Linked DNA regions of Homo sapiens: region 1 is linked to region 2. A link is an interaction called in ENCODE POLR2A ChIA-PET data of the cell type or tissue named here. Cell type or tissue: GM12878. All regions are shown on one strand. Links, peaks and the distances in the headings refer to the core of each region. The heading gives the core; the rest is flanking DNA. Region 1 overlaps NR3C1 (nuclear receptor subfamily 3 group C member 1). Region 2 overlaps ARHGAP26 (Rho GTPase activating protein 26).

The links. ChIA-PET counts read pairs that join two places held together with the same protein. Peaks named below come from ENCODE experiments on the same cell type or tissue, not always from the same donor. Only the 100,000 strongest peaks of a DNase experiment are listed, where the experiment ranks them.
Region 1: POLR2A ChIA-PET joins it to region 2 with 5 read pairs; 3 of 35 experiments call an interaction of 5 or more read pairs at or near these places.

What each region holds. Positions count from the first base shown.
Region 1 is chr5:143,351,680-143,356,679 of GRCh38, forward strand. The region is part of intron 2 of NR3C1 (nuclear receptor subfamily 3 group C member 1); the gene reads right to left. Among named protein-coding and RNA genes, the nearest start is that of NR3C1, 50 kb to the right of the region's middle. RefSeq lists enhancers at 1,139-1,208, 2,419-2,498. In GM12878, for the core only: no CTCF peak of the experiment used is centred there; a DNase peak (open chromatin) is centred at 2,606; H3K4me3 peaks cover 2,151 bases; H3K27ac peaks cover 1,754 bases.
Region 2 is chr5:143,091,806-143,108,563 of GRCh38, forward strand. All of the region lies in intron 17 of ARHGAP26 (Rho GTPase activating protein 26), which reads left to right. Among named protein-coding and RNA genes, the nearest start is that of ARHGAP26-IT1, 92 kb to the right of the region's middle. RefSeq lists enhancers at 1,515-2,276, 2,277-3,037. In GM12878, for the core only: no CTCF peak of the experiment used is centred there; a DNase peak (open chromatin) is centred at 9,470; H3K27ac peaks cover 1,880 bases.

The DNA.
Region 1 (5,000 bases), core at 1-5,000, 250 kb after region 2:
CATTTCTACTCTATTATTAGCTAACTTATTTTATATTCTCAGCTAAGTAAAATGACAAAAAATTTATAAAGATATAACTTTCTTTATAAAGGTTCTCCCCAGCAATCCTGTAGAAGCTATCCGATGGTTCCTAATTGAAAGATGGTAGTTTTTACATACTTCACTAACCTAGCAAGTGTGATAGCTTTGCACCTATACTACAAGCTAGTTGGGAAATAATTATATAGGTAAAAAGCCATTTTAGGCTTTCAGACCAATTTTAATCCAAACAGATGAGAGAGACCTATAACAAATTTAAGAGAAGATGTTCTAAAGATGACCTAATAATAGATGAAGAGAGTTTTGTTATATAATTTTAGGGGTAGCTTAATCCCTTCACAACATTCCTAGTCATTTAACTTTTCTGGGGTGGCTTTCTAATATTTTATACAATCACACACATGCACAAACACACACATGCATGCACACACAATGCGGTATGCTGATGACAAAATATGCTTAGCAAAAACTTTGTCCTTCTATAATTTGGTCTGCTTGTCTTGGTACTACATTGTAATATGGGGTAAGTGGTTGTAAAGTGATCCTAGGATTGATCATAAGAAGATTACTGTGTACTTTATAAATTCTATATCCCAAAGAAATAACAGCTATTAAAAGTATTCTTACTGAGATTGGTATAATGAGTTTTCATATTATGAACTGCAAGAATTGGCTATCTCAGACATATTTTCTTGGTTTATATCCTTCCCTAATTATAATTTATCATGTTCTTCAGTTAGAGAAAAACATTTTCATCCATATTACTGAACTCTCAACATATTCTACGTTTTTTTTATATGCTGGGTTTTTTACTTGCAAAATAATATTAATACAGGCATACCTCTGAGATATTTCAGGTTCGGTTCTAGACCACAATAAAGTGAATATTGCAACAAAGCAAGTCAGACGAATTTTTTGGTTTCCCACTACATATAAAAGTTATATTTATACTATACTGTAGTCTATTAAGTGTGCAATAGCATTGTGTCTTTAAAAATGTATTTACCTTAATCTTAAAATATTGCTTAAAAATGCTAACAATCATTTGAACTTTCAGTGAGTTGTAATCTTTTTCCTTGTGGAGGGTCTTGCTTCAGTGTTGATGCCTGCTGACTGATCAGAGAGGTGGTTGCTGAAGGTGGGGTGGCTGTGGCAATTTCTTAAAGTAGACAACAATGAAGTTTCACTTTTCTTTTCATAAAAGATTTCTTTGTAGCACGAGATGCTGTTTGATAGCATTTTACCCACAGTAGAAACTCTTTCAAAACTGGAATGAATCCACTCAAACCATGCTGCTGCTTTACCAATTAAGTTTATGTAATACTCTAAATCCTTTGTTGTTATTTCAACAAGGTTCACAGAATCTTCACCAGGAGTAGATTCCATCTCAAGAAAAAAATTTATTTGCTCATTTGTCCATAAGAAGCAACTCCTCATCCATTCACGTTTTCTCATGAGATTGCAGCAATTCCGTCACATTTTCGGGCTCCACTTCTAATTCTAGTTCTCTTGCTGTTTCTACCACATCTGCAGTGACTTCCTAAACTGAAGTGTTGAACCCCTCAAATTCATCTATAACTGTTGGAATCAACTTCTTTCAAACTGCTACTAATGTTGATCCTTTGACCTCCTCCTGCGAATCACAAATTCTTAATAGCATCTAGAATGGCCAATCCTTTTCAGAAGGTTTTTGATTTACTTTGCCCAGGTCCACCAGAGCAATCACTGTCTATAGCAGCTATAGCCTTACAAAATGTACTGATTTGAAACTTGAAATCACTCCCTGATTCATGGGCTACAAATGGATGATGTGTTGGCAGGCATGAGAACAACATCCATCTTGTTGTACAATTCCATTAGAGCTCTTGGGTGAGCCCAGGTGCACTGTCAATGAACAGCAATATTTTGAAAGTAATCATTTTTTTCTGAGCAGTTGAACAGGTCTTTACAGTGGCCTTAAAATATTCAGTGAAGCATACTATAAACAGATGTGCTGTCATCCAGGCTTTGTTGTTTCATTTCTAGAGTACAAGCAGAGTAGATTAAGCATAAGTCTTAAGGGTCTTCGGATTTTTGGAGTGGTAAATGAGACCTGGCTTCAACTTAAAGTCACCAACTACATTAGCCCCTAACAAGAATGTCAGCCTGTCCTCTGAAGCCAGACATTGACTCCTTTCTAGCTATGAAAGTCCTAGATGGCATCTTCTTCCAACAAAAGGCTTTTTCATCTACATGGAAAATCTATTATTTAGTAATCTTAGCTAGATCTTCTACATAACTTGCTGCAGTTTCTGTATCAGCACTTGCTGCTTCACCTTACACTTTTATGTTACAGCGCTGGCTTCTTTCCCTAAACCTCATCAACCGACCTCTGCTAGCTTCCAATTTTTCTTCTGCAGCTTTCTCACCTCTCACAGCCTTCATAGAATTGAAGAGAGTTAAGCTTTGGCTTAAAGGAATGTTGTGAATGGTTTGATCTTCTGTCCAGACCACTAAAACTTTCTTCGTATCAGCAAGAAGGCTGTTTCACTTTCTGATCATTCACATGTTTGCTGGAGTAGCACTAGTTATTTCCTTCAAGAGCTTTTCCTTTGCATTCACAATTTAGCTGTTTAGTACAAGAGTCCTTGCTTTTGGCCTGTCTTGGCTTTTGATGTGCCTTCCTCACTAAGTTTAGCCACTTCTAGCTTTTTATTTAAAGTGAGAGACATGCAACTCTTTCACTTCAACACTTAGAGGCCACTGTAGGGTTATTAATTAGCTTAATTTTAATATTATTGTCTCTCAGGGATTTGAGAGTCCCAGGAAGAGGGAGACAGACAGGGAATGGCCAGTTGGAAGAGCAGTCAGATCATGCGCAATATTTATCAATTAAGTACGGTGCCTTATACAGGTGAGGTTTATGGTGCCTGAAAACAATTAAAATAGTAACATCAGGCTGGCACGGTAATCCCAGCACTTTGGGAGGCCAAGGTGAGCGGATCACCTGAGGTCAGGAGTTCGAGACCAGCCTGGCCAACATGGGGAATCCCCATCTCTACTAAAAATACAAAAATTAGCCAGGCGTGGTGGCACACGCCTGTAGGCCCGGCTACTGGGGAGGCTGAGGCAGGAGGATTGCTTGAACCTGGGAGGCAGAGGTTGCTGTGAGCCAAGATTGAACCACTGCACTCCAGCCTGGGTGACAGAGCAAAAGTCCGTCTCAAAAAAAAAAAAAAAAAGAAAAAATCAAAGATCACTGATCACTGGTCGTAACAGATACAAAAATGATGAAAAAGTTTGATATATTGAGAGAATTACCAAAATGTGACACAGAGACACAAAATGAGCACAAGCTGTTGGAAAAATGGCACTGACAGACTCGCTTAATATAGGGTTGCCACAAACCTTCAATTTGTAAGTGAAACAAAACAAAATAAACACGCAATATTTGGGAAGTACAATAAAACAAGGTATGCTTATATCTAAATATGACAGAATACCCCTATAATGGCCACAGCTATTATGTTATCAATTGTTCTTAGAAGCAATACCAGAAACATTTGGAGGGCTTTACTAAAATTCAGATACCCAACCCCAAAATTCTAATTTAGGAAATCTGGTATACAGCCTTGGAATTTGCCAGGTGATTCTTACTTGATACTTAGCCACTTGGGCTGAGGTGGGAGGACAGTCTGAGCCCAGGAGTTCAAGAATACAGTGAGCTAGGATCATGCCACTGTGCTCCAGCCTGGGTGACAGAGCAAGACCCTGTCTTTAAAAAATAATAAATAAATAAATAAATACATCTAATGGGGGAAAAACTCCAAAACTCTTGGTTTCTAAATATCATATAACATTTTCCCCCCAAATAGTGATGGTCAGTAAATTAAATACATTGAAAGTAGGGCAGAGAAACTCCCAAATGTGATCCTAAATAAATCAACATAAGGAGCAAGCCAATTTGAGAAATTCCGTTTAACTATAAAACCACCCTTTAAAAACTTCTCATTATCATGTTAAAGGTATTCAGATTCAATGAAACAGTACTAATAACTTCCAGGCCATTCCTAAAAGATCTTATAAGCCCTAAAAGACCTTATGAAATACTTAATAATTAGTACAGTTGTGCCTTTAATGTTTAAAAGAGGCAGAGACAAACAAGTTAAAAGGCATTTTCCTAACCCTGACTGTGAGTCACAAGCTTGATGCTGCCTGAAGCCAACTGGCATGGTGCCCATTTACAGTAAGTTGTTTACTCCCTGTCTACCAATCACACCACAGAGAAGGAATGCCTAGAGACATAGAGTGTCTTTTCAAGATAGATCAACAGAGAAAGAGGAATTTATAAGTTTATTAAATTGTTACAGATACTGTTTTTAATATTGCTCCAAAATATTCCAATCCACTTTCCATAATCTCAGCATTTTTAAACCAAATAACTAGCCCTCAATAGACAAACTTACAGTAATAGTTTATCAGTGGAATGGGTAGTATCCTCTCATCAGTTTAAATATCTTTTAAATAAAATTTTTAAAGGACACAATATCGATCTTAAAATGGATTTGAACTTAAGCCAATTAGACTGAAGTTGATTTAAATTGTTTTAAATAACCAATTTTTAGCATAAAGACTGAGAGCTTAATATTAATATTAATATTAAGAAATGGAGCATCCAGAGAAATAGAAAATAGAAAAAATGAACCCTGATTATCAAGAGAAAAATGGGTGGGAAGTATCTGTCTAGTATATCAACAATTTCACTTAATTCCCAAGCCCAAATAGCAGAGCAAATCACTCCAGTAACAATATTTAATACTTTCTTTGGACCCTCAGAGCTAGTCTGGACTGTCCCTTTCCTCCACTGCCCTGTTTTTAGTACATTATGCCCAATAATTTTGGAGTTTTGGTTCCTGCAATCTTTTGATCCTATAGTGATATTTCTGCTGCTGCTTCTTTTACTTTTCTGTTTCTCACAATTT
Region 2 (16,758 bases), core at 6,777-11,776:
ATACCACTTTAACTTTAGCCAATATGTTTACACACGGAATTTCCTTTACAATGAATGTTTCAAAACTTGCTTAAACCTTTAAAACAAAATATATATTTTTAACCTTTTAATGTAGGTAGAAATCCACATTCTTATGCCTCCTTATAATCCTTTTACCAAAGTTTTATTTTACTTTCCTTATACACCTTGCACATAAACTGTTTCTTCAATAGTTTTACATTCAGGAGGCCTAATTACTTTTAAATTATACAATATTTCTTGCATAAATTCCCTTTTATAACTTTTTTTCATGACTTTTACAGACAATTCTTCGACATGCCTCAACTTTCTGACTTGTTGCAAACATCCCTTTGTTTTTTTTTTTGTTTTTTTTTTTTTGAGATGGAGTCTCCCTCTCGCCCAGGCTGGAGTGCAGTGGCACGATCTCGGCTCACTGCAAGCTCCGCCTCCCAGGTTCACGCCATTCTCCTGCCTCGGCCTCCTGAGCAGCTGGGACTACAGGCACCCGCTACCATGCCTGGCTAATTTTATTGTATTTTTAGTAGAGACAGGGTTTCACCATGTTAGCCAGGATGGTCTCGATCTCCTGACCTCGTGATCCGCCCACCTCGGCCTCCCAAAGTGCTGGGATTACAGGCGTGAGCCACTGCACCCGGCCACATCCCGTTCTTTAAACAACCAGTTAATTTATTTTAGGATAAGAATTCACCATATAACATTCCTTTTTACATAAATTCTCCCCCCCCCACCTTTTTTTTTCTCAAAAATGATAACCATGCTTTTCCAAAGTGAACTTCCTTCACGTAGGTGGACTAGACTGTCTAAGGCCACAAGATTAGAAGTTAGGATAATACATGTTACACTGTTAACTTTTAGCAAACTTTACTTTTGTTGAAAACCTTTTAAGTTTGGGATTTCAATTATTCTTTGCTATTAATAAGACCTCGTTCAGTCCATATTAACTTAGAATTGGTATAGATGGCTCTTTCCTGATTCAGTAAGCACTTTAAGGCTTGACTGAGTGCAAACAGCTCCCACGTCTGAGCAGACCAATTATTAGGCAATTTTCCTAACTCTGCTTCTTCAAGAGTTTCCTTATCACTTACTGAATACCCACTGTGTCTTTTTCCCTCAATCACCGGGGAGGAACCATCTATCGTCCTGTCCTGAAGGGAGTTCCTCCTAGGTCTGCTCGGACCTTTGTATGGTAATTAAGATTTAGATCCCCTGTTAGGAAACCTGCTGGGTTAAGGGAATTTTTAGTGGTTAATGTTAAATCATCTTTTTCTAACAGAATAGCTTTATATGTTAAGGTTCTTGAGTCACTAAGCTACCTTTTTGCTTTTTTTTTTTTTGGACTTAGGGTAGTTCTGATCTGATGAGGTGTGCTCACAATGAGGTTTCCTCTAAAAGTCTTTTTAGACTTTCTGCTTTCTTCTGTTAGCAAAGCAGTTGCCGCTACAGGTTGAATGCATTTGGGCCATCTGCGGGTTACTAGGTTAAAGATTTTTGATAGGAAGGCTACTGGTTGTCAGTGGCCTCAGTGCTTTCGGGCCTTGTTTACACTGACAACAAGGTGGTATTGGAGTGTTATAGGGTCAGGAGAAGACCTTCAATTATCAATTATAGGTTTTAAATTTACCCTGGATTTTAAAGGAATAGGGTACACTGTTTTCTCTTTACTATTTCTATCTCTCTCTCTTTCTTTCTCTCTTTGACTTTCTGTCTCTTTCTCTCTTTGACTCCCTCTTTGTGTCTCTCTTTCTCTCTCTCTGCCTCACTCTTTCTCTCTGTCTTTGACTCCATCTTTGTCTCCTCCTCTCTCTCTCTGCCTCTTTCTCTCTTTCTTTCCTCTCTCTCTCTCTTTCCCCCTTTCTCCTCTCTGCTAGTCTTTCCCTGCCTCTGCCAACCACTTATGCTACTGTTCTCCCCTCTCCTTCCCCTTCCCCTAGGGGAGGGACCAGCGGGAGTGGAGCTACTCTTTCTTCCTCTGAGAAGAAAGGAAAGGGGGGTTCTGAATATTTTTCTTACTACCAGAGATTTTTGTGAGGTTCAACCCCACACCATGGGGATTTCTCACCTCTTTTAGAGGTTCAACTCCCACTTCATGGGGATTACTCGCCTCTTTTTGAGGTTCAACGCACCCCATGGGGATTTCTCACCTCTTGTTGAAGTTCAACGCCCCCCCATGGGGATTTCTCCCCTGTTTTTGAGATTCAGCTCCCACCTCCTCATGGGGACTTCTCACCTCTTTTTAACCTCCAAGACATCCCGACTAAGGAATACTTCACCACCACTCCCCCGCCCCCGCGGCTTTCTTTCCCTAATCCCGACTAAGGAATGCTTTACCGCCCCTGCGGTTTCTTTCTCCTTAGTATGTCCTAACCAAGGAATGCTTTGCTGCGTGGTGTCTTTTTCCTTAGTCCGGACCACCAAGGAAATACCTTACTGCCTCCCGTGGCATCTCCTTCCTTGGTCTGTGCACAGAGTCGTTGCCACAGTATGTGAGGATCCTTTAAGCTAGGTTGCTGGTCAGTTTCTTTTTTCCCTCGCGTTGCTGAGAGCTCAGGTTATTCCTCGCACTGGGTGGGTCTTGATTTCTCACCCCTGAGGCTGCCACAAGGGGGTGGGGTGCACCTCCTCACGAAAGAGAACCAGAGACCGCCCCCAGAGGGGAACGTAATCCCAGAGCAGCCCCTAATTGTTATATGTAAAGTTTCAGTGCCACAAAAGGAATAGCACTTGAATATAAAATTTTCTTTTTAATTCTCAGCAAGGCATGGTACCTCTGTATAGAAGGATGTGCCCTTACAGATGGAACAATGGTGAGCACACACTTGGACAAGGGAGGGGAAAGCCTTCTTATCCCTGACACGTGTGGCCCCTGCTGCTATGTCATTCCCCTATTGGCTAGGGTTAGACAGCACAGGCTAAACTAATTCCAATTGGCTAATTTAAAGAGAGTGATGGGGTGAGTGGTTTGGGGGGAAAATGGCTATGACAGAGCAGGTAATCAGAATGAGTCAGGGTGGAGCAGGTAATGGGAATGAGTCGGGGTGGAGCAGGTAATCGGAATGAGTCAGGGTGGAGTAGGTAATCAAAAAAGGTTGCTTTAAGAGGAAGTTAAGTTTAAAAGTAGAAGGCAAAGAATTGAACATACTGACATACTGATTATTTGAAAAGAAATTTAGAATTTATATCTAACAATAAATAGACTCATGTCTCTTGGTTTTAATTCTGTGAAAGGAAATTGTACCATATCACCTGGACTTTTGACTTATGGGTTCTAAGATAATATATTCTTACATATATACATTCATTTTAGATATATTCATATATTCATTATATATTACTATATAATATATATGTATAAAAACATATATACACAGTCACATACAATTTTTTTATTGAGGTGAAATTCACTTAACATAAATTAGCCATTTTAAAGTATACAATTCAATGGGATTTAGTACATTGACAGTATTATGCAACCATTCCCTCTAAGTCAAAACATTTTCATCACTCCCAAATGAAACCCTGTTCAAGATACTATATTCTTAACTCAGCAGTTCTAAACCTTTTTGTCTCAGCACCTCTTTACGCTCTTAAAATTTATTAAGGACTTCAACAGCCTTTGTCTATGTGGATTCTATCTGTTTATGTTTTACAGTATTGGAAATTAAAACTAAAACAATTTTAAAGCTTTATTTATGAATTTATTAAATGACATTTTACATTTTTGTAAATCTCCTTAATGTCTGACTTAATGGAAGATGACTGGATAAATCATATCTTCTTTTTTTCTCAGGCTGGAGTGTTGTGCTGCAATCTTGGCTCACTGCAACCTCCACCTCCCAGCTGGGTTCAAGCAGTTGTCATGCCTCAGCCTCCTGGGTAGCAGGGATTACAGGCACCCGCCACCATGCCCAGCTAATTTTTGTATTTTTGGTAGAGATGGGGTTTCACCATGTTGGCCAGGCTGTCTCAAACTCCTGACCTCAGGTGATCCACCTGCCTCAGCCTCCCAAAGTGCTGGGATTATAGGCATGAGCCACTGCTCCAGGCCTCATATCTTCTTCTTCACTCAATCTATTGTCATACAAAAATCAGTCCTAGCATATGCATATAGTCGGAAAAGGAAGAAATATTTTTAGTAGCCTTTTCAGATAATTTTGGATATTCTTTTTTTAAAACTCTACCAACATTCAACAAGTGGTAATTTTTTAAAAAAATTATTACAATGTGAAAAAATAAAATCATGTTAGTGAATTGTTCACATGCAGTTACATTAAGATCTATTGACCTACCTTGTACTTTGAGTGGATCTTTTACTTATGCATGATTTTTTCTTAGCCTACATTGCTCATTTAGAAAATATTAGTAAACTGCGTTATGCAGATCTTCCAATGCAAACATATTACATCATATAACATCAAAAAATTACATTTGTTAATATCACCACTTATTTTAAAAAGTCATTAAATATTGGGAAGTTGTCATGCTCGTGGTGCAGATCCAGATTTTCTAAAATTATGACGTTTTCTTGAAAGCATAAATTTTATCATTGCAACAAATATTACTGTTTTCCTTAAAGTAGACACTCACTTGGTTCATTTCTGAGAAAGTGTCTGCCAAATACCCAAGTGTCAGTAACCATATTTTGTCTGTCAGTTATTCTTTTACGTTTACATGGTGTTTCATGAAAAAAGAGGTTCAGCTTGCAACTCAGTCGCACAACTGCTTTCCCTCAAGTCAACTTCAGTATGCAGCAGAGGTGCTTTATGCACCTTTCCTCCTTCGTTATTATATAAAAGGTGTGCTAAAGGGTCAGGATTAAATAAAATTAATAATTTTGCTCATTTATCAAGTAAAGCTAGGCTTTTTTTTTTTTTAATCTGTGAGTGTGTAGCAGTGAAGAATACAATGACTATTGGTATAACTTGGTACCACTGTCTAGATTCATGCGAAGCATCACAGTTCAACTTATCTTTTTTTTGCATCTCATGGAACCCCTGAAGGGTGTTGGAAACCTCCCCGTAGTTAATGGACCAACAGAGAACCACTGTCCTAAAGAAAATAAAAATCACAAAATAGCTTTGTATGGCCTAGAGAACATAATATCCTCATTCTAGCCACCTCTTAAAAGAAGCATGTCTGGGCCGGGTGCGGTGGCTCACGCCTGTAATCCCAGCACTTTGGGAGGCCAAGGCAGATGGATCACATGTATCTCCATTTTCTGGACTCAAATACAGACCATGCGCGGTGGCTCATGCGTGTAATCACAGCTCTTTGGGAGACCAATGCGGGAGGATCTTTTAAGGTCAGGAGTTTGAGACCAGCCTGGCCGACATGGCGAAACCCCGTCTCTACTAAAAATACAAAAATTAGCTGGGCATGGTGGTGCGTGCCTGTAATCTGGGGTGGGGCAGGGGAGGCGGCTGAGGCAGGAGGACCGCTTGAACCTGGGACGTGGAGGTTGCAGTGAGCCGAGATTGTACCACTGTACTCTGCACTCCAGCCTGGGCAACAGAGAGAGACTCCGTCTCAAAAAAAAGAAAAAAAAAAAAAAAAAAAAAAAGAGCATATCTGACTGTAAAGTACAAATCAGAGGGAAATTCCCTGTGAGTACATTCAGGTAACTTTACCTAATTCTATAGAAGTCGTCATTTACCTTCCTGAGAATTTGACAAATTCTGTTGAAGCAGAGCTAATGTGAAAATTGCCTTATGCAATGGCCGGGCGCGGTGGCTCACGCCTGTAATCCCAGCACTTTGGGAGGTCGAGGCGGGTGGATCATGAGGTCAAGAGATTGAGACCACCCTGGCTAACACGGTGAAACCCCGTCTCTACTAAAAATACAAAAAAAATTAGCTGGATGTGGTGGCAGGCACCTTTAGTCCCAGCTACTCGGGAGGCTGAGGCAGGAGAATGGCATGAACCTGGGAGGCGGAGCTTGCAGTGAGCCAAGATTGCGCCACTGCATGCCAGCCTGGGTGACAGAACGAGACTCCAACTCAAAAAAAAAAAAAAAAGAAAATTACCCCACGCAACCTACTGATGTCTAAGATTTTTTAATTCAGATGTCTCTGACATATTTCATTTGGTGACAACGTTCAGTGGGACATATTTTGTATTGGTTGTAAAAGTCTGGAGGTTTTTTTAATGAATTATTTGTAGAATTCCAATTTTTAAAAAGTTGTAGTTCTGCCTTGGAATCTTCTCAGAATTCCATACAGTTTTTACTATACAGAAGAACTCTTCCTTTATAATAGCGCTGCCTCAATTTTGTTCTACTTGAGAACCTAATTAAATAATTTGGAGTTTCAAGCTTAGAATTCTCATTTTAAGCCTCCTTTAAATTCTTGTTCTACAGCTGTGCTTGACATATTTGACCATAAGTTCTAATGTTAGGGTTCAGACCATGTATTCTTCTTTAATATTTACATTGGATAGCATAACTGTTAAATGGTATTTTAAAAAGCCAATTCCTTCTAAGCATACAATTCCGCAATGTCATTTTAACAATAACGTAGGTGATTTTTTTAATTTTTAAATTAAATTTTGTTATATTTTGTACAAGTATGTTACTCTTAATGGTGAATTCAAGTTTGACTTAAAACCAGTTCTTGGGAATAATTAGTATGGGAAGTTTAATTGACAGTAAGGTCAGCATGAAACAACAGATTGATCAATCTACCCTCAAAAGCTAGTGTAATTTTAATCTACATTAGCTGAATTATTTTATCTAGAAAAGAGAAAGACCAATTCTTTATAATATTATCAACAGTGGGTAGACATGATAGGAAAACAATATTCAGCCCATAATATTGCAAAGAGAAAAAAACATGAAGATTGGACTTGAATCATGGATCTGTTCTTTCTTAGCTAGGTGACAACCTTGCTAAGTATTCAATTCCTCCGAGCCTCAGTTTTTTCATCTTTCAAATTGGAGTAATAACTTCTCCCTCATAGAAAATGAATTTAATAGTATAACACATATTAAGAAATTAACACATTGCCTTAAACTTGATGAACATTCAATAAATAGGGTTAGTGTTAAAGTATAACTTTAAAAATATTTTTTAAACATGACTTTGTGAAAGTATAGTATAGAATAAACACGTCAAAGGTCTATGAGGCTACCAGTAGAAATAGAAAGTGGCTTCAAAAGAGGACAGCAGAGGCTTGTTTATATGTCCAATGAAAGACACAATGCTGAAAAAAGGTCACAAAGTTTGATTTAAAACTGGTTAATGTTCTGTAGGGCAATAAAACCTCAACTTTTGAGATTATCTTTTCTGCTGGACAGAAGTTATTTGCATCTCTACCAGACAAAAATAATTTGCAAACATACCAATTTTAACTTAGTTTGATATCTATCTTTGCAGAAGCTGAGTCTTCATTCATAGTAAATAGCGTAAGTTAAGCAAAACTTACATATCCCTAAAAAATTATATTCCCAGAAAGTAAGGACCTAAGCTGACAACATAGCTGCCCTGGGCAGGTGGGGGGCACAGGTAGAGGAATATAGAATTGCCAGTGTTGGTTAACTTGGATTTCAAAACCATGTGAGAATGAGGGTGAGACATGGGGACCACTTGTGGGGTGGAAGAAGTTGGAACTGAGACCCTACCTTAATCAGGGATCCTTGACAGGCCTCACCATCATTGAAAGGATGGACGAGATAAAAAATCTACTTTCTAGCACAGGGATTCAATAGGGAATTTATTTTTCTATCTCAGCCTGGCATCTGTAAGGAAATTTGTAACCACATTCAAATTCATTTTCGCAGTGTCACTCAGTGATACCTCTTGTATACTCACTCTGTGTGCACTTAACCTGTGTTATTTAGGATTTCCATAAGTGAAGTTCCTCTGCTGATAAGTCCAAAATTATAAACACACAAGGAAGTAACCCACCATTAGCTAGAGTGGTGGCAATAGCGGGAAGCAATGTGGGGGAATATCAAAACCCAAGAACTTCAAGAATAAAATCATAATAGAAAAATTCCATTGAGACCATAAAATAGTTATGTTTCAAAAATAAAAACAATAATAAGGGATTAAAACCAAAAGAACAGGCATATTTGAAAGAACCAACTAGAAGGTACAGAAATTTTTAAATATTGTTGAAATTAAAAACATAGCTGATGCAATAAATATCAGACTAACCAAAGTAGATGCAAGACTGAGCAAACAGGAAAATAACTTCAGACAATTTGCCAGAATGCAGTCCAGGGAAATAATGAAATAGAAAACACTTGAAGATACATGAAAGGCAGTATGAGAAGGTCCAAAATATGGCTATGGGAGCTCCAGGTGAGACTAGAGCAAATGGGAAGAGGTCATATTTGAAGAGAATGGCTGAGAATTTTCTAAAATTGAGAGACGTGAAATATCAGGTTCAGTATCACAGCCACTTCTGAAAAGAAAAATAAAGGTAAATAAGTCCACACAAATACTCATCCTAGAGAAGCTGCAGAATACTTCTTGTATACACAAAGGGAAAATCCATAAAGAACAACCCTTGAATAATAAATAAGAGCCAAACAGCCATGGCCTACATTGTGTGGGAAATAGCGAAGGAACATCCAGTCACTAGCCTTATCCTTGGCACCATAAATCCTGGTAACACTAGCAAGTTAAATGATGCAGACTTTCTTCTCTGCTGTGAAAGTAGTTTTACACCAACATCCCGTAGATGTGGGATTTACAACTGGACATTGTTTCTTGTACTTACGGTATCACCTCTGATTTTCAGCTTAATCACCTCCCATGGTGTGAATTTGGGAAGCGTAGCTTCCTTTCTTCCAGTTTTAGGTTTTGGACATAAAACCCAGGTAGTCACTGCTTGGCAGTCTCCTTAGGGACTCTGCTGGCTTTGTGGGCAGGAAATGAAGTCTGTTTACCTTAGGCATGCACTTGATTTTCATAAGGTGCTCCTTTGCTTCTCCTTTCTAGTATGAATGGGTACATGTATCTCCATTTTCTGGACTCAAATAGAGGCCATGCACGGTGGCTCATGCCTGTAATCCCAGCTCTTTGGGAGGCCAATGCGGGAGGATCACTTAAGGTCAAGAGTTCGCGACCAGCCTGGCCAACATGGCGAAACCCTGTCTCTACTAAAAAAATTGAAAAACTAGCTGAGTGTGGTGACGTGTGCCTGTAATCTCAGCTACCTGGGAGGCTGAAGCAGGAGAATGGCTTGAACCTGGGAGGCGGAGGTTGCAGTGAACAAACATTGTGTCACTACACTCCAGCCTGGGCAACAAAGCAAGACTCTATCTCAAAAAACAAACAAACAAACAAAAAACCAAAGAGTTCTGAAGCCATTCTTCACTTGAGAAGCATCACTGAGAATGCGTCATATGCCAGAACACCTCTCTCTTGGATCATTGCAAGAGAGTTAGGAAGGAATGAGAATGAGTCTGGCAGGAAGGATGCATTTTTAGAGATGAGGGCAAAACAGAAAATTACTCTGGTTCGAGTGTGTCATTTCTCTTTCTCATAATTTTTTGTTTCACTTTCAGTGCTGGGGACCAACAGGTCTCTTGATGTAGGGTTGTGGCCCCATACACCTTCTATTTCTGCTCAGGGAGTGGGCCTTAAATGTGTCTTTCCTGGGCCTTCATACAGTCCTCACTCTTTCCTTTGGTTTTTATTAACAAAAGGTGATTGTTTTCTTAGCTCTTTGGGGGTGACTCCTTCTCATCAGGTGTCACCATTTCTGATTTTTTTCCCTCTCCTTTCCTTAACATCCAACCAGGCAGTGCTTTGGTGTTTGTCAGATATAATGCTCTTCAGGTAATATCTTTCTTTAATTACTTTTCCCTTCTTTTTTTTTTTTAATTTCCCTGAAACAGACACACACACTGTTGCCTTGAACAATTGCTTCCTACCTCCCTCTCTCTGGGAACTGGATTAATTTTTTTGTCATTGCTTAATGGAAATGTCGACATTTCAATTTCTGCTGCATGTTCTACACAAAATTTAACTGGACAAGATAGGGAGAGAAGCTGGAGAAGGGAAAGTTCGTCATATGACATAAAAGCTTTTTTTTTTTTTTTCTTCCATAATGGCTTAGAGTGTGCCTTCCTTAAAAAGGGGGAAGCAGCTACTATGGCAACAGGTTCTATTTTCCTTAGGGGCTGTGGTGGCGCTGATAGAACTGGAGTCTGGAGAACATGAAACAATAGCCAGGAGCCCCAGGAGCCTGCAGCATGTTTTTTTTGTAGTAATTACTAGCCTTTTCCATGATTCAAAACTATGTGGTAAGTGGAACTGGGTAGGTTGGTGGTGGTTTTGTTTCTGAGTGATATAGACAGCAGGACCGTGAGTAAGGGACCCTCTCTACATCTCACAGAGAACCCGTACAGTGCGCGCCTGGCTGGGGAGACTGCTCTGCTCCAGCCCAGATATCCCTCCCTCTTCTCTTCACTTCCTGCCTTCCAGGCCTGGGGCTCCCTCCTGATAAACTTCAGTCTGTTCCACTAGCAAGTACCAGAGTGTGAGTCTCCCCTGGCAGGTCTTCCTAGAAATGCCACCTCCATTTCTTTCAGAGGTTTCCCTTCATTAAAGACCTCAGTGTCGGCCCCAAACATGCAGAAAAGGGGTGCTTGTTTGACTCTCCTAGAACAAGTTCTTATCAGAGGCAATCTTTTTCCTCCCCTAACTCAGAATGCTGATCCTCATAAAGCTTGAGCAACAGTGCTTGGTTCTGCTAATCACTGCTGGACCCATGCCGGTCACACAATTAAAAGTTGGCGTTTGGGACTTTGTGGCCTGGTTACACCCCTGTGCCTGTTGCGTCGCCCATCCGGGCTCTAGGGAGACAGAGACTCTTTCATTGCACAGCTCATGAAATACCAGAGGAGAAAGCTTGCTTTCTTACCAAAGCATTCTTCACTAATAACGTTCTCTGCATATACTCCAATCCTGCCTCTTTGAAACTTCTGTTTAAATTAGTTCTCCTCCTCCTTCTCCTTATCATTGTGCTTTGTACAGCCCTTGATAATTTTCAGTACTTTTTTCACCTCCCTTGCTTGCTTTGTCCTTACAGCATCCCAGTGCCTCTATGAAATAGACCAGGGAAGAGGCAGCACAATCCATTTTTGGTCTCTGTGGTAGCCACAAACGTTTATATAATGCCTCCCAAGTGCCATGGTGGAGTCTGGTGGAGTCTGCCCAGCTTCACAGGGGGGATCTGACATCTCCCAACTATTTTTCTTCCCCATGAAAATTTGTGAAAGATATATGGATTATAAACACAAGGATACCTTAATAGGTGTAGAGCTTTATTAAATTTTTAAAATGTAGAACTAAGGTGCCATCCTTGCCTGGTATGTCGTCTTCTTTACCTGTTCTTTTGATTTGCTTTGCTGCAGACTAATTGTGCCTGGGACCTTAAAAGTCACTGGATCAGTAGACATGGGAAAAAGTTCAATATCATTACTCTTCAAAGAAATGAAACTTTTAAAAGTCAGGAAACAACAGATGCTGGAGAGGATGTGGAGAAATAGGAACGATTTTACACTGTTGGTGGGAGTGTAAATTAGTTCAACCATTGTGGAAGACAGTGTGGCAATTCTTCAAGGATCCAGAGCTAGAAATACCATCTGACCCAGCAATCCCATTACTGGGTATATACCCAAAGGATTATAAATCATTCTACTGTAAAGACACATGCACACGTATGTTTATTGCAGCACTGTTCACAATAGCAAAGACTTGGAACCAACCCAAATGCCCATGAATGTTAGACTGGATAAAAAAAAAAATGTGGCACATATACACCATGGAATACTATGAAGCCATAAAAAAGAATAAGTTCATGTCCTTTGCAGGGACATGGATGAAGCTGGAAACCATTCTCAGCAAACTAAGAGAAGGAACAGAAAACCAAACACTGCATGTTCTCACTCGTAAGTGGGAGTTGAACAGTGAGAACATATGGGCACAGGGAGGGGCACAGCATACACCGGGACCTAACAGGGGGTAGGGGGAAGAGGAGGATAACCTTGGGAGAAATACCTAATGTAGATGACGGGTTGATGGGTGCAGCAAACGACCATGGCACATGTATACCTATGTAACCAGCACATTCTGCACGTGTATCCCAGAACTTAAAGTATAATAAAAATATATATATATACACACAATGGAATATTATTCAACCTTAGAAAAGGAGATCCTGCTATTTGTTACAACATGGATAGACCTAGAGAAAAAAAAAAAGAGAGAAATGAAACTTAAGATAAAAGCTTTCAAAATAGCAATACCTTATTTTGGTGCTAGTGAAAGCACCAAAAGGAAAAATAAAGGTCCTAGGGAAATGGGCATATTAAAATTTTCTAGGTGGGAATGTAAATTGACATAGATCTCATGGGTGACAGTTTGGTAATATCTATTAAAAATATTTATGCTGGCTAGGCACAGTGACTCACGCCTGTAATCCCAGCACTCTGGGAAGCCGAAGCAGGTGGATCATTTGAGGTCAGGAGTTTGAGACCAGCCTGACCAACATGGTGAAACCCCATCTCTACTAAAAATACAAAAATTACCCTGCAGGTAGTGGCACGCACCTGTAATCCCAGCTACCTGGGAGACAGAGGCAGGAGAATCGCTTGAGCCTGGGAGGCTGAGGTTGCAGTGAGCCGAGATCACACCACTGCACTCCAGTCTGGGCGAGAGAGTGAGAACCTGTCTCAAAAAAACAAAACAAAACAAAAAAAGTATGCCCTTTCATCCAGAAATTCTATTTCTATGAATTTATTCTAGGGAAAGAAAGATATATGCACATATTTGTGTACATAGAGATTCACTGCAATATTAGTGGAAACAATAAAATATTGGAAACAATCTGACTGTCCAATAACGGGAGATTTCTAAATTATCGAATACCCATACAGTGAAACACTGTGCCACCATAACAATGTTGAGTGAGACAATGAATGGTACTTGAAAAGTTCATAGTAATGCAGTAAAAAACAAGTTATAAAACTAGGTGTCTGCAGTATGATTCCAACTTGATTTGAAATATGAGTGTGTGTGTGTCTGAAAAAAACATGGAATGTGACACGTATACCTTAAAACATTGAATAACATTTAGTTATTTCTGGATGGTAGAATCACTGGTGATTTTTATTTTCTTTGTGCTTTGTATCAGTTATTCCACAGTAAATACTTTCATTTATCAGAAAATAAAAGAGAAAACATGTATCTTTTTTTCCCCCTAACGATAGCACTGAAAGAAAGAGTAAAGGGTAAGCTATTTAAAAATAGGCCTAATCGGCTGGGTGTGGTGGCTCATGCCTATAATCCCAGCACTTTGGGAGGCCAAGGTGGGCGGATCACCTGAGGTCGGGAGTTTGAGACCAGCTTGACCAACATGGAGAAACCCTGTCTCTACTAAAAATACAAAAAATTAGCTAGGCATGGTGGCACATGATTGTAATCCTAGCTACTCAGGAGGCTGAGGCAGGAGAATCGCTTGAACCCGGGAGGCGGAGGTTGTGTGAGCCAAGATTGCGCCATTGCACTCCAGCCTGGGCAACAAGAGCGAAGCTCCATCTCAAAAATAAATAAATAAATAAATAAATAAATAAATAAATAAATAAATATAAAAATAGGTCTAACCTAAAGACCAAACTGACATTAGCTAATGTCATTACATGATTCTGTCTTAACGAAGATAGAAGCATTTTATTGCGTAAGTTTTCTTCTGTGTGTGGGAATCATATGTGGGTGTATATATGTTTAAGGGGTATGCATCCGGGTAGACGTTTGTGTGTGGACATGTGTGTACAGGTATATAAGTACATGTGTCATAGCCTTGGTACAGGTCTCATAGCCTTGCAGCACTGTGTTCCTGGCGGGAGTGGCATCTGTCTGCATGTCTGAAAATGCCACGTGTGCATTCTGCTGATCACCAAGGTTCGTGGCTGTAGGCATCCTCTCTTCAGTGCGTCAGAAGTCTGAAGAACATGTAGCTGCACCGGGGCGTTATGGGAAAGTAACGTGTAGGATTTATTAACTCATTTCTTGAAGCCACTCACTGTTTGTTTTTAAGTACCAATTTTTATTTTCCATTGCCAAATAGAGAAGAGACTTTTTTTGGTGAGTACAAGTATGAGTGATTTTTTTTTTTGGTCATTTTTATAATGAACTATTTGAATCCTGACTTTTCGCAGAGTAGCAGGACTCCCTGAACTGTGTTTCTTCCTCTCCCCACAAGTTTACCAAGCCCAAAGGGTCTTTTTAAAGGGTGACTTTTTCTTTTGTTGTTTGTCTTGTTTCCCACCCTTACTTAATGATTACTTAGCTCTTTATATAATCCAGCTAAATGCTGGTACATAGCAACAGGATTGTGGTGTGGCTTTCTCCTTGATGTAAATTTCTGGAAGATGGCCTTCTGTATGGAAGACTGAGCAGTGGGATCTATTAGTGACATGTTTTTGGGAGGAGCTGCTTCCTAAATGGGTTGAGGCTGCAGAGATGGGCAGGAGGAGCAGCCAGAAGCCACAGGGTGTTCGCATCATTGTGCGGGTAACCACATGGTGGCAACGATTGCACAGCTTCCAGTTGTACTTAGCAGCTGTTGACACAGACTTCAGAATTCCCATGGAAAAGGAAGTGAACTCCTTTGGAATACAATGCATTGGGCTTTTTTTTTTTTTTTTTTTTTTTTGAGGTGATGTCTCAATCTGTCACCCAGGCTAGAGTGCAGTGGTGCAACGTCAGCTCATGGCAACCTCCGCCTCCCGGGTTCAGGCGATTCTCCTGCCTCAGCCTCCCGAGTAGCTGGGACTACAGGCACGTGGCACCACGCCCAGCTAATTTTTGTATTTTTAGTAGAGACAGGGTTTCTCCATGTTGGTCAGGCTGCTCTCGAACTCCTGACCTCAGGTGATCCACCCACCTCGGCCTTCCAAAGTGCTGGGATTACAGGCATGAGCCACTGCACCCAGCCTGGGCTTCATTTTAAAGCGGTCTCAGGCAGGCATTGCTGATGCTTGTGGTTGAAGATACAACTTATTATTGCCTAGGTGTATGAGGGTGTGATTTGTTGTCTGCCTCTAGGCTGTAGACTTCTGGACTGCACTGTTTGATTAATGGGCTCAGCTCACAGGTCTCTTCCCTAGAGAGGCCTTCCTGGCCTACCTAAGTTGGTCCTCTTAGGTTTTGTCATATACCTCTGTTTGATTTCTTCATGGCACTTCTGTAATCTGACATTTTTACTGATGTATCTGTGTGTTATTTGCCGTCGGAATGAAAGCAGGGATCTTGTCAGTCTCGTTCACTTCTTTATCCCAGTGCCCAGAAGGGTGCATGGCATCTCATAGGTGTTCAGTCGGTATTGGGTGTGAGCATACTTGGTGTGTTTAGGAACAGACAGAAGGCCAGGGTAGTTAGAGCTCTGTGAATAAGAGCATGGTGGTATGACATGAGGTTGGAGGGGTCAGTAGGCAGGGGCTGGATCGTATAGGCCACGATGAGGTGTTTAGATTTGCTCAAGGATCTGGTATTCATTAAGTGGTTTCATCTCTGTAGATTTATATACTCTCCAGATTGGTCTGCTAAAGTCAGTTACTGATGGCTTTTCTGCTGGGAATTGTGCATCATTCTGTCCTTGAAGTGCCACTGTAGCCTACACTGTATTTCTCCCCCTATCTCAGCTGCCATCAGCTTGGCCTTCTTCACCCACCTTTTCTGTTGAGCCAGGCAAAGCAAGATGACAGCAACTAAGATGTCAGGCTGTGATGCCTGCACAATAGAAAGCATTTTAGAACTTTGTCATTAAACACTTTGACTTCCCCTTTGAAAAATATCTGTTTAGGTTTGGGCTTTGTGAGTGACTCTTGCTGAGAGTGTGAATGTTGGGTGGATCAGGGACCCAGATCTCGACTTCACTCTGAATCGTTCGGTGTCTTTGTTACCAGACACGATCTGCTCTTCTCTGCCTAATGATAGTTGGTTTGCTCACCTTGGATCTCTGGTTTCTGTTGTCAACCCTGTATTTTAAAATTTGCTTTCATGGTAGCAGAATTCAATGAGTTTCCAGCTTTGTGCCACCTTTGAGGAGGATAAATCAGGTTTTGCTTTGCATGTGTTGAAGTAAGAACTTTATTGGCTTCATTCCCTGACAAATCTATTTTTGTGATTAAGGCAATAAATATAACAGAAGGGTTTGTGTGTTCACTCTAATCCTCACATGTACCACTATATATAAACACTGTTATTTTGTATGGATGAATAAATAAGAGGAACTGTTGTATCCCTTAGGCTTGAACTTACATTGAAATTTTAGGAGATAATGATTTAGTGCAGCAAGGAGCTAGGAGGTGTTGCCACAGAGTTTCAGGAGGAGAGGGATATAAAGGTGTAATCAATTCAGATTGTTTCTAACTTTTATGGATTGTGAAGATTTGTATTCCTTTTTCAGTGGATTCCATTCATTAGCGTTAGACATGTAAACATATGGAATGTGGATGTACTATACCAGTAATTTTCATGGATGTTAGAGCTCTAGGATGTTTTTCACCTTTTACCGTATGAATTGACCTCCAGAACTTTCCCATGGGGTCTCAGCTCTTGTACATGAAGAGCATAAACTTTTCTGGACACCATACATTACTGTTTTTTTTCTGTCTTCTAATCAAATATCCAAACATAATCTAAAAGTACCGTGACAGGACATATAGGTTTGTCAATTCCAGTCACTTTGGTAGACTGGCCCTTGAAATAAAGCTAACGTTTTCAA